2 separate regions of the Homo sapiens genome follow, and region 1 is linked to region 2. The links are chromatin contacts, found by Hi-C in ENCODE. All regions are on one chromosome and are shown on one strand. Each heading gives the region's core, a stretch centred on a gene start or an enhancer-like site at or near the end of the contact. The rest is flanking DNA. Distances are from core to core; before and after follow the strand shown.

Region 1 (4,974 bases), core at 728-3,227, 420 kb before region 2:
AGCAAAATCTGGTGAGGTCCCCACTGTTACAGATGAGGAAACAGGGAGGGTATAGAGAGGGGAGTCACAGCAATGGGATGAGGAGGGGTAAATGAGATGATGAAAATGCAGTCCCTATCAGGACAGCATAGGGGCAGAGGGGCCCTCCATGCACAGGGATGCAGCTGTCCCTGCCCCTCCTCTGCCCATCTCCTGTACTTCAGGCCCCAACCATGCTTCACTGACAATTTCACTTCCTCCCACACACTGCAGGCATCTGTGCCTGCAGGCCTTGGCTCCTTGTCCTCTCACCCCGTATCCTTCTCTGTCCGCTCAGAAGCCGCCTCTTCCAGCGGGGTCTCCAAGATCCAGCTGAGATTGATGTGGTGCCTCCTCCACACTGTCCTGGGGAATCCTCCGCCTTTTTAGGTCATGTTATAATTAAGGATTTGCACATCAGAATGCTGCTCTAGGCCCACCACTCAATGAGGAAACCAGGCTGCATAGCTGAAATCCAGTTCAAGAAACAGCCACTTCTCCCGGGGCATGCCTGACTGATTAACACACAGAAGGACGATTGCACTGAATGACTGGCGTGCTCAATACATCCCCAACCTAACTCCTGAGGGTGGTTTTCCTCTTTGGAAGTCTTGATTCCCCACTTGCTTTGAGCAGCCACATTCCCACCACCGTGCATGTCAGGGCCGGACGTTTCCACGTGCGTTTCACATTCCAGGTTCCTGGAATGTCTGCCGTACTCCACACCTTTTATTTTATTGTGTGCTTTTTACTAAACGTACTTTGCTAACTTTTCGATCTCTCTTTTGTGGACTGAGCCCTACCTTGCCTCCTGGACGTTCTGCATTCACCAAGCCTGTCCCTGGCTCTGGCCCAGACTCTGCACTGCTCTCTGCTTCTGGGAGCAAACTGTTCTAGCCAAAATTGAAGGTGCTTCTCTGGCGTCTGAGGCAACATGGCCATGTGATGAACTGATTCCCACAACCTCCTGGTGTGCATGAGGCCCTTGCCTTCTCAGTACTGTCCTTGAGCCAGCCTGGGGCTGGAATACAGGACATGTCCCCTCAGCCAGTGCTGAATGAGCAGGACAGAGTAACGACTAAGAGGCAAATTCTTTTTCTTCCAAACCCACAGCCCTCGCCTTTGTTCTAGGCTACAGGAGAGCCCACACTCATTTACAGCACGCCACTTGGGGCTGGCTGTTTTCTATTTGAGCTTCAGAATAAGTCTGCAGGACAGTCAGAGTGGGGTCAATATTCCATTTTGCAGTGGTAGAAGTTGCAGCTCAGAGAATAAAGTGACTTGCCTGAGGACACACAGTTAAAAAGTGGAGGAGTTGGCCAGACATGGTGGCTTACGCCTCTAATTCCAGCACTTTGGGAGGCTGAGGTGGGCAGATCACCTGAGGTAAGGAGGTCAAGACCAGCCTGGCCAACATGGTGAAACACAGTCTCTACTAAAAATACAAAAATCAGCCAGGCGTGGTGGCACACGCCTATAGTTCCAGCTACTTGGGAGGCTGAGGCAGGAGAATTGCTTGAACCCAGGTGCGGAGGTTGCAGTGAGCAGAGATTGCATCAGTGCACTCCAGCCCGGGCAACAGAGCAAGATTCGGTCAAAAAAAAAAAAAAAAAGTGGAAGAGTCAGGGGCAGAGCTGTATGCAGGCTTCTGAGTCAAAGTCAGCCACCTCTCCATTCTGTTCCAAGCATTAGGGAGGTATCCTAGGTTAATGGCAGTCACCCTGCTCCAGGCTTTGTTACCAGAGAAAAATAAAAAGATGCTAAGAAAAAAAAAAAAAATTCCACCCCCTGGGTGGCAATCCTGGAGAGGACAGATTTCCCTTTTTGGACTGTTTCATTGCTGTAATAACTTAGGAGCAGAGAAAAAAATGTTGCCCCGTTGCCTGTTCAGGCATGATCAAATTGCCACACTTCCTGTCAGGAACTCCCGCCCTCCTTCCAGTGGACTCTGCCTCCTCACTCACGGAAATGCCTTGGCAGAGTCTGGGGTCCCTGGACTGAGCCATCAGCTGGGTCACTGAGACCCATGGCAAGGAAACAAAATAGGAATTCCAAGGAACTGGGCCTAGTTCCCCTCACAGATGACACCAGCCACGCCGGGCCTCCAGGGCCAGGGAGGGCACTGCTGGAGTGTGACCACCTGAGGAGTGGGGTGCCAGGTGGAAGGAGAAGAAAGGTAACTACGGACAGCTTTTCTGCATGGCTGGCGGGCTGTGGGGAAGGCAGGCCTGGGTGGCAGCCGTGTGACAGTGCTCAGCCCCAGCCTGGCAGCGTGTAGCTGGGGGATCTGGGGCTTTGAGGCAGGGAGGCCTCAGTTTGAGTTGCACTTCTCCATCTGTGTGACTTTGGCATGCTCTCTCCAAGCCCCAGCTGACTGGGCCAACAGCGTCTCTGGTAGACTGGGTGTGTACATGGAATGAGGCTATGGTGGCAGGCTGCCCTGCCCCGCACTTGCATGGTGGTGTCCCTCTTCTCACCCTCCCCAGGGCATGGCACGGGCAGCAGCACCGTCGGTCAGTGGGCACCCTCTGCCCGTGCAGTGAGTGGGGAGCGGGTGGAGGGCACAGGCGGGCCACACAGGCAGGGGGCTCCGGGGAGCACAGCTGAGGCAGGAGAAGATGGCCCCCACCTGCCCTTCACCAGCCTCTGGCAGGGGCACTTCACACCAGGTGCTCCCAATCTGATGGGGTGCAGACCAGGGAGGAGTTTGTGTCCTCTAAGGTCATCGGGGCTGGGAGCAAAGAAGGCACAGAGCACAGAAACGATGCCCAGCACAGCCCAGGGGCTCAGAAGAAGTGGTATCTGTGCCGAGACTCAGAGGATAGGTTTAAAGAGAAAGAGTGATAGAGAACAGGCGTTTCATCTGAAATGTGATTCTGTTCCATCAGGGATCCCCATTCAGCTCAAGCTCCTCTCACTGCAGAAAAATATTCTGGTACTACATTTCAATTGGCAGCACCCATCCCCAAGGCTTATAAATGTTCCCTCTTGCCCCCGCATGTGATCAGCAGCCTCTACGGAGCACCTCCTCTGCAGCAGGCTCCTCAACAACATATGTGGCCAGTGCTGCTATTAAGATCCCATTTCACAGGTGGGCAAGCTGAGCCCCAGAAAAGTCAAGTCACTTGCTCAGACTCCTACAGCTGAGGGGACTGGCCCTGGAGGTAAAGCTGATATCACTTGGCTCAAAGCCCCAAAGCTCTATCTCGTGGCTGGTGGCACTAGAGGAGACAAACGAGACTGGCAGAGCAGGTAAGTGGCCATCAAGAGACCCGCATTCCCTTCCAGACGGGATTTGACTGATATGGGTCCCTGAACCATGGATCCATATGTCTTCTTCACTGTTGCACCCCCACAGCTTTGTCAGGGCCTGGCGCCTACAACACACACACACACACACACACACACACACACACTCACAAATATGTCAAATGATGGCAAAGAAGGTGCCTTCCGGAGCACCTGGCCCCTGTCCACTTGGCCTGTATTCCCTGACCAGCTGAGGACAGCCATCCCTCCTGCCCTGGCTCATGCCAGCTTGTCAGCCTTTGCCAGGGATCCAGGTGTTTCTGCCCTATGGCCCTGTACTGGTGGTGGCTGTCCTTAGATGGGGCTGCAGGGCAGGACAACACCAAGGCAGGCGCCCTGTTCTCTGTGCCAAACCTTGCATCTCTACGTCTGCAGGTCCTTGTCCTGAGGCTTGGACCAGCCCCTGTAGTTTGACGCCTCAGACTGGAACAGTATGTGCATGTAAGCGTGTGTGCACATCTGTCTGGCTGTCGGCAGTCTCAGGCCCTTGGACAACGGCACTCAGGTGACGGGTCAGCAGGGGACAGTGCAGTGGTGACTAGAGGGGCACTGCAGCCAGGCCACCTGGACTTCAGTCCCCATCCTAGACAGCACCAGCCACGCTCCCTGCCCCTCTTTCCTCACCTGTAATACAGGACATAACAGCACTGATCTAAGGACTCAGAGACAATGCGCAGAAAAGTGCTTAGAATCACGCCTGGCTGATAGCGCTTGGAGTCTGGCTTTGCTTTTTTCTGTCTGGGTCGGACACTCGCCAACTTCGCTGAAAGGATCGTGTGGAGCTGCCCAGAGCAGCTGCTGAAAACTGCGTTTCAGGAATCCTCACGCAACCCGGAAGGAACGCAAGGGCGTGGCCGCTAAACCTGAGGGCGCCCGGCCTGCGCACGCGGACCTGGACTGGAACCCTACTTGCAGGTCCCCAACTTGCGTCTCTTCTCTCTGTCTCTACCCCAGCCAAGGACAAAGACTTCTCCTCCGGAAGGCCTCCCCCAGCTGAGGGAACGTTCCAGGTCTTCCCTCGGCCCTGGCTGCGCGCCCGGTGCCGGCTCTGACGTGGTTTCCTCTCCCCTCAGGACTGGTCCTGCTCGCTCCTCGTGGCCTCCCTCGCGGGCGCCTTCGGCTCCTCCTTCCTCTACGGCTACAACCTGTCGGTGGTGAATGCCCCCACCCCGGTGAGTGCGCGCCAAGGCCCGGCAGAGGGCGCTGCGGCCCTGCGGAAACCTTCGGGTGCGCAAGGGCCCTGGGCTCCAGCGCCCCCTCCTGTTGCGCTCGCGGCGCGGGACACCGCGGGGACAGAGATTAGCCCCCACTCGGGGGAGAGGGGAGGCACAGAGACAGACAATGATGACACGGGGACAGGGGCGGGGGATGACAGTTCTTGCGGCTGGAGGGCGGGTGTCCTGGGAGAACGTTGGGAGACTAGATGAGAGGGGGCTTCGGAAGTCCCGGGGTGGGGTGGGGGGCGATCCTCTGGCCCCTAATGCCGGGGAAAGAACCAGGAGGGGCCTTATGCATGGAAACTTGGACATTTTCTTGATTTGTTTTGTTGTTGTTGTTATCTATCTATCTATCTATCTATCTATCTATCTATCTATCTATCATCTTTGAGATGGAGTCTCACTCTGTCACCAGGCTGGAGTGCAGTGG
Region 2 (4,972 bases), core at 2,032-4,531:
CCCTTCAACTTGTACCCTTCATCAACAAAGTATTTAGCTCAACATGTATGCCTCTGGGGAACTCATCCACATGCCGTTTAAGGATATTTACGGCAACATCATCTTCACTTCCCCAGGACAGCATTTTAGAGTGGATTACGTGCCTGCTGGATGTGTTGTACTTAAGCGAGTTAGAGAAAACGCTACACTTTGAGACGAATTAAGAGTCTGTTTATTTAGCCGGCGCCTAAGAAATGGCTAACGTTTAAAGTTCTCTCGGCCTCGAAGGGGCTAGATTTTCTTTTATACTTCGGTTTAGAAAGGTGAGGGGGGTCTAGTTAAAACAATTTTACAGAAGTAGGCAAAAAAGTTAAAAGGATGTATTGTTACAGTAAAGTAAACAGTTCTAGGTCTAGAGGCTTTAAGACTCTTACAAGGTGATAGACGTGGGGCTTTGGGCGTTATCAATCGGATGAATTCCTGGGAACTGCGGATATTGCTCGCCACAGTATCTTATCAGTTAATTGCATTCTTCGATGTGCTGGGAGTCAGCTTGCACAAGTTAAGTCCTTGAGGAACGGGCTACCAGTGAAAGAGCCAAGATGGAGTCTGTCTGGCTCTCTTAGCTAAGGGAGAGTCAATTCAGGTGGAAACAAGGCTAGGTCATTAAAAGAAAGGGAGAGTCTAAGGACAGGGTTAATAAAAACAAGGTTGGGCATTACATTCCTCACTTGTTTTTTTGGGGAATCAAATCATTGATTCTTCATTTATAACAAGGGGTTATATTGAGTCTTCAGATACATAAGTTTGACAGAAGCTATGCGTTGTTTTACAAAATTAAGACACTAATTTAATATACAAGGCCCAAAAATTAGACTTAATAGTAGGATGGGGAGGGGGTCCGGCTAACTTAGTAATTAGAGTAGTTAGCTATGGGTTCCAGTTGAACATGCTTTGATACTAGATGTTATTTTCTTGTTCTTGTTGGCGCTTGTCTAGATTTTCTTGCACATTTTGGAGTGTATGTTTTATGACTAAGAATGGTGGAGGAACAGTTAAATCAACTTTTTCAGGGTATTTCTGGAACATAGGATTACTTAGTTCAGTTAAAGGCCTGATTGGCTTGGGTGGACTTTATGAGACTAGGGTTTTTTGGACAGTGAACATAGACTTAACATTAAATCCTGGGATATAAAATCTTAATTTCGTGACATACCATGATACTATTGAGTTGAATTAAGGTCATGGACAGTTACAGTAAGAGGATTACAATTTTTTCTAGTACATAATTTAGGATGAGCAGCAGGACTTATGGAAACAGTTGAAGATCTGGTTGATCTTTTAGAGTAGCTGGCTAAAGTTACACATGTCTAACCAGGGCAGAAAAACTGATGAGCATCTTGACAGCTAGCGTCAGGGTGATTTCTAGGACAGAGGTAAAAGTCAATATTTTGGAGACTTTTTTCTACACTTTTGGAACTTCTACATTTAGTTTGGCTCTTGGAGTGTCTGAATCTTGCTGCAAGGCCGACACTTCCTGCTCCTGGGACTGGCAGATTGTGTTGCTTTTCGTGGGTATGGGCTGGCTTTGGGAACAGTACACATAAATCAGCTGCAAAGGAGACTTCCTTGGAGGTACTGGCCTTCTAAGTGGTGTTTGCAAATACACATCCTGTCATGAAAGAGGTGAGGAGAAAGGAGTAGGAAGGCACAGAGGACCTAACTGGCAAAAACAAATAAGTGAGGTAGATAAAAAGAATGAATCTAATGGCTTCACCTGACTTAGGCACAGTTTTAAGGGGCCTGACTTAGGCCTGGGGACTTATGTTTTTAGCTGGGCTCTGTTGGCCTTTTTGATGTGGGAGTGATTAAGCAGGAATGCCGTCTACTTTCAGAGCAGTTGGAGTCATGAAGTCTTTTCTAAGCAGGAGTGAGTCTTTCTTTTTGGAACTTTTAAACAAACACTAGGTCTCCTGGCTGGAACGAATGGTAGGACTTTGTCAGGTCAGGAATTGGATTGGGATGGGCTCCTCAAACAAGTGGCAGGATGATCTCTTGTACCTGTTGGAGAGACTATAGGTACTGTAATAAATTAATTTGTGATATTTCTGCTAATTTGGCATCTCTTAGCTTAGACAAGATAGGCAGCGCCTTCTTATACATGATTTCAAAGGGTGAGAACTTAGCCTGATAAGGGGTGCACTTTACTTTAAGTAGGGCTAAAGGAAGGAGACTTACTTAATTTACACTGGTTTTTAAGATCAATATTGTAAGAGTGTTTTTAATGTGTGGTTCATGCGTTCTACTTGCCTGGAGCTCTGAGGTTGATAGGCACAATGGAGTTTCTATTGAATGTTTAACGCCTTACTGACTGACTGAGCTATAGGTGAGGTGAAGGCTGCTCTATTATCAGACTTTATGGCAGCAGGCAGCCTATATTGAGGGATGATTTCATTGAGTAAAAACTTAACTACTGTGTTGGTGGTTTCGTTTTCGGTAGCAAATGCCTTAGTCGATCTGGAGAAGGTGTCTACTAGTACTAGAAGGTATTTGTCCTTAACCTGGTATGGTTTGACTTCTGTAAAGTCAATTTCTTACTTTTTTCTTGACGAGTTTTTTCAGAGACAGTGGCCTGGGCTGGGTTTAGGACTTTGTTTGGCTTTTACGTGGGCGCAGGTTGTGCACTTGAGAGCTGCTTAATCTGTTAGGCTTTGAAGACGGGGGATCTTAAAATGGCTCCGGAGGAGCTGAGGTAGCTTTGCTCTTTTTAAGTGGGTGGTAGACTGTAGGTGGCTGATTAAAGTTTCTTTAAGAGTTCAGGGTGTGAAGATTCTAGAGTCAGGAAGAATCTACTAACTTTCCTGATTTGTATTGGCTCTGAGATCTGAAGCCAGTTTTTTTGTTGTTGTTGAGTATACGGGATTGTCAGGCAGATCTGGCTGTGGAAAGGAGACTGTGGGCAGCAAGTTTAGAGGCGTGACTGAAAGTCTTGCTGCGACCTGAGCTGCTGAATCAGCTTTCTGGTTACTATGGGCTACGGCCGTGTTTTCTTTTTGATGTCCTTTGCAGTGGATCACAGCTAGCTGCTGAGGTGAGTAGCCTGCTTTCCTGGTAGATGGCTTTATGTACATGCACAGTAGCAAAGGCGTACTTGCTGTCAGTGTAAATGTTAATACGTTTACTCTTTATCGGAGAGCCTGAGTGAGGGCGATCAATTCAGCCTTTTGTGCTGAGGTGTTCGCTGGTAAAGCTTGAGCTTACAACACATCTGTCTCCATGGTAACAACTGCACTGGCTTTTCCTACTTCCTGCTTGAGGAAGCTGCTACTTCTGTGAACACGGCGGCATCTGCCTTTTCTAGGGGCACAGCTTGAAGATCAGATTGGCCAGTTTCGATAGTTTCTAACAGTTCTTGACAGTCATGAGCAGGAATAGTGCAGTCTGAGTCGGGAAGTAGTGTAGCTGGATTGAAACACTTTGTGGGAGAGAAAGTCAAACGAGGCTGATCTAACAGTAAACTTTGATACTGTAAGATGCGAGCATTTGACATCTATTTGCCAGAAGCACTTCGTAGTAAGGTCTTTATGGCTTGAAGAGCTGTAAGGGTTAAATTTTGGCTTACAGTTAACTTACCATCTTCTTGGACTAGGCTTGCTGTAGCCGCTATGGCTCGCAGACAACTTGGCCATCTAGAGGCCACAGGATCTAGCCTCTTAGATAAATAGGCCACTGGGCGTCTTTAGGGTCTTAGAGTCTGAGTAAACACGTCTTTAGCAACTCCTTGGCTTTTATGGAGATATTAGGGAGGGCTAAAGCAGGGGCTTCAGTTAATGCTAAATTAACGGGCTATTTCATTCTGTACTTCTTGGATAGCCGCCACTAAGATTTTTGTTTGTCTTTTGAATGCTTTATCAGCGGCCTTTTCAGCTGCCTGTGTTGCTTGTTTTTGTTTTTTTAACCTTGTGATTGTCAAAAGCTTTTTGGGCTATTTCTAAAAGCTGACAGATATTTATTCTAGCAAATCTTTCTAGTTTTTGGAGTTTCTTTTTAATATCCGGGGCTGCCTGAGCCACAAATGCTAAATTAAGAGCACGGCTATTTTCTAGAGCTGCCGGATCAAAAGGGGTGTAAATCCGATAAGCCTCCTGGAGGCGCTCTAAAAACGTTCTTGGTGACTTATCGGGCCTTTGGACAACTTCGGTCATCTTAGACAAGTTTATGGGTTTCTGAGCGGCTCTTTTAATACTCGCGAGGAGATACCGGTGAAAATCGTCTGAAGCTCTCTTTCTACTTGAGGAATTTGGGTACCAGTTGGGCCGGGTAGACGGAAAGACCTCCTCAAGGAGGTCTCTAGCTTCTTCTTCCAGTCTATTGGCTGATGTGAGGAAGTACTTTTTGGCTTCTTTTCGGATACGTTCTTTCTTTTCAGAGGTGAAAAGGGTTAAAAGGAGCTGTTGACAATCATCTTACGTGGGCGGGTGAGTCCGGAGTACGGACTCTATCAGAGAGGTCAAAGCCTGGGGCTTTTCAGAGAAGGGAGGATTATGGGTTTTCTAATTATATAAGACAGAAGAAGAAAAAGGGTCATAAACTAAGAAGGGGGCTGAGCGCTCGTCACCTGGAGGGACTTGTGACTCTCTCAGTGGTAGTAGAGGGGCTACTTCTTCCTGCCGCGGTCGCGATTGAGAGGCAATGGGTGGCGAGCCTACAGGGGACGTCCCCGAGGAGACATGGGATAACATTAAGGGAGCAGGATGGTTGTAAGGCAGTGGGACTGGGTGAGGGAGACTCTCCTCTTCTTCAGAGGGAGGCAGTACGGGGGAAGCCGAACCGGCTGAGGATCGAGGCAAAAACGCGGTCTGGCTCAGGCGGAACTTGGAGGTAGAATTATGAATGGCGCATGAGCGGAGCCATGGAGGGGGCTCCTGACCAAACTTAGCTATTGATCAATGTAGGGAAACTGATCAGGGTAGCTAGGATTTTTAGTAACAAC

The links. A loop is a pair of places that touch in the nucleus more often than their neighbours do. Pooled maps may share reads with other maps.
Region 1: a pooled map shows a loop between it and region 2 (17-fold over the local background). The contact joins the promoter of SLC2A9 here to the enhancer-like site in region 2. A Hi-C loop is called at or near these places in 6 of 37 single-sample maps with no recorded cell type and 11 of 50 pooled maps.

Annotation. Positions count from the first base shown.
Region 1 is chr4:10,018,500-10,023,473 of GRCh38, reverse strand. It overlaps SLC2A9 (solute carrier family 2 member 9), which reads left to right and starts at 1,977. Exons shown (of 12, transcript NM_020041.3): 1 at 1,977-2,194; 2 at 4,401-4,499. The coding sequence starts at 2,045. RefSeq lists an enhancer at 1,996-2,495 and a silencer at 4,509-4,668.
Region 2 is chr4:9,602,425-9,607,396 of GRCh38, reverse strand. No RefSeq gene overlaps it. Among named protein-coding and RNA genes, the nearest start is that of MIR548I2, 49 kb to the right of the region's middle. RefSeq lists an enhancer at 4,721-4,972. Within about 2 kb of position 3,281, at least 9 of the 41 ENCODE cell types and tissues checked have a DNase peak (open chromatin) inside an H3K27ac peak, as active enhancers do.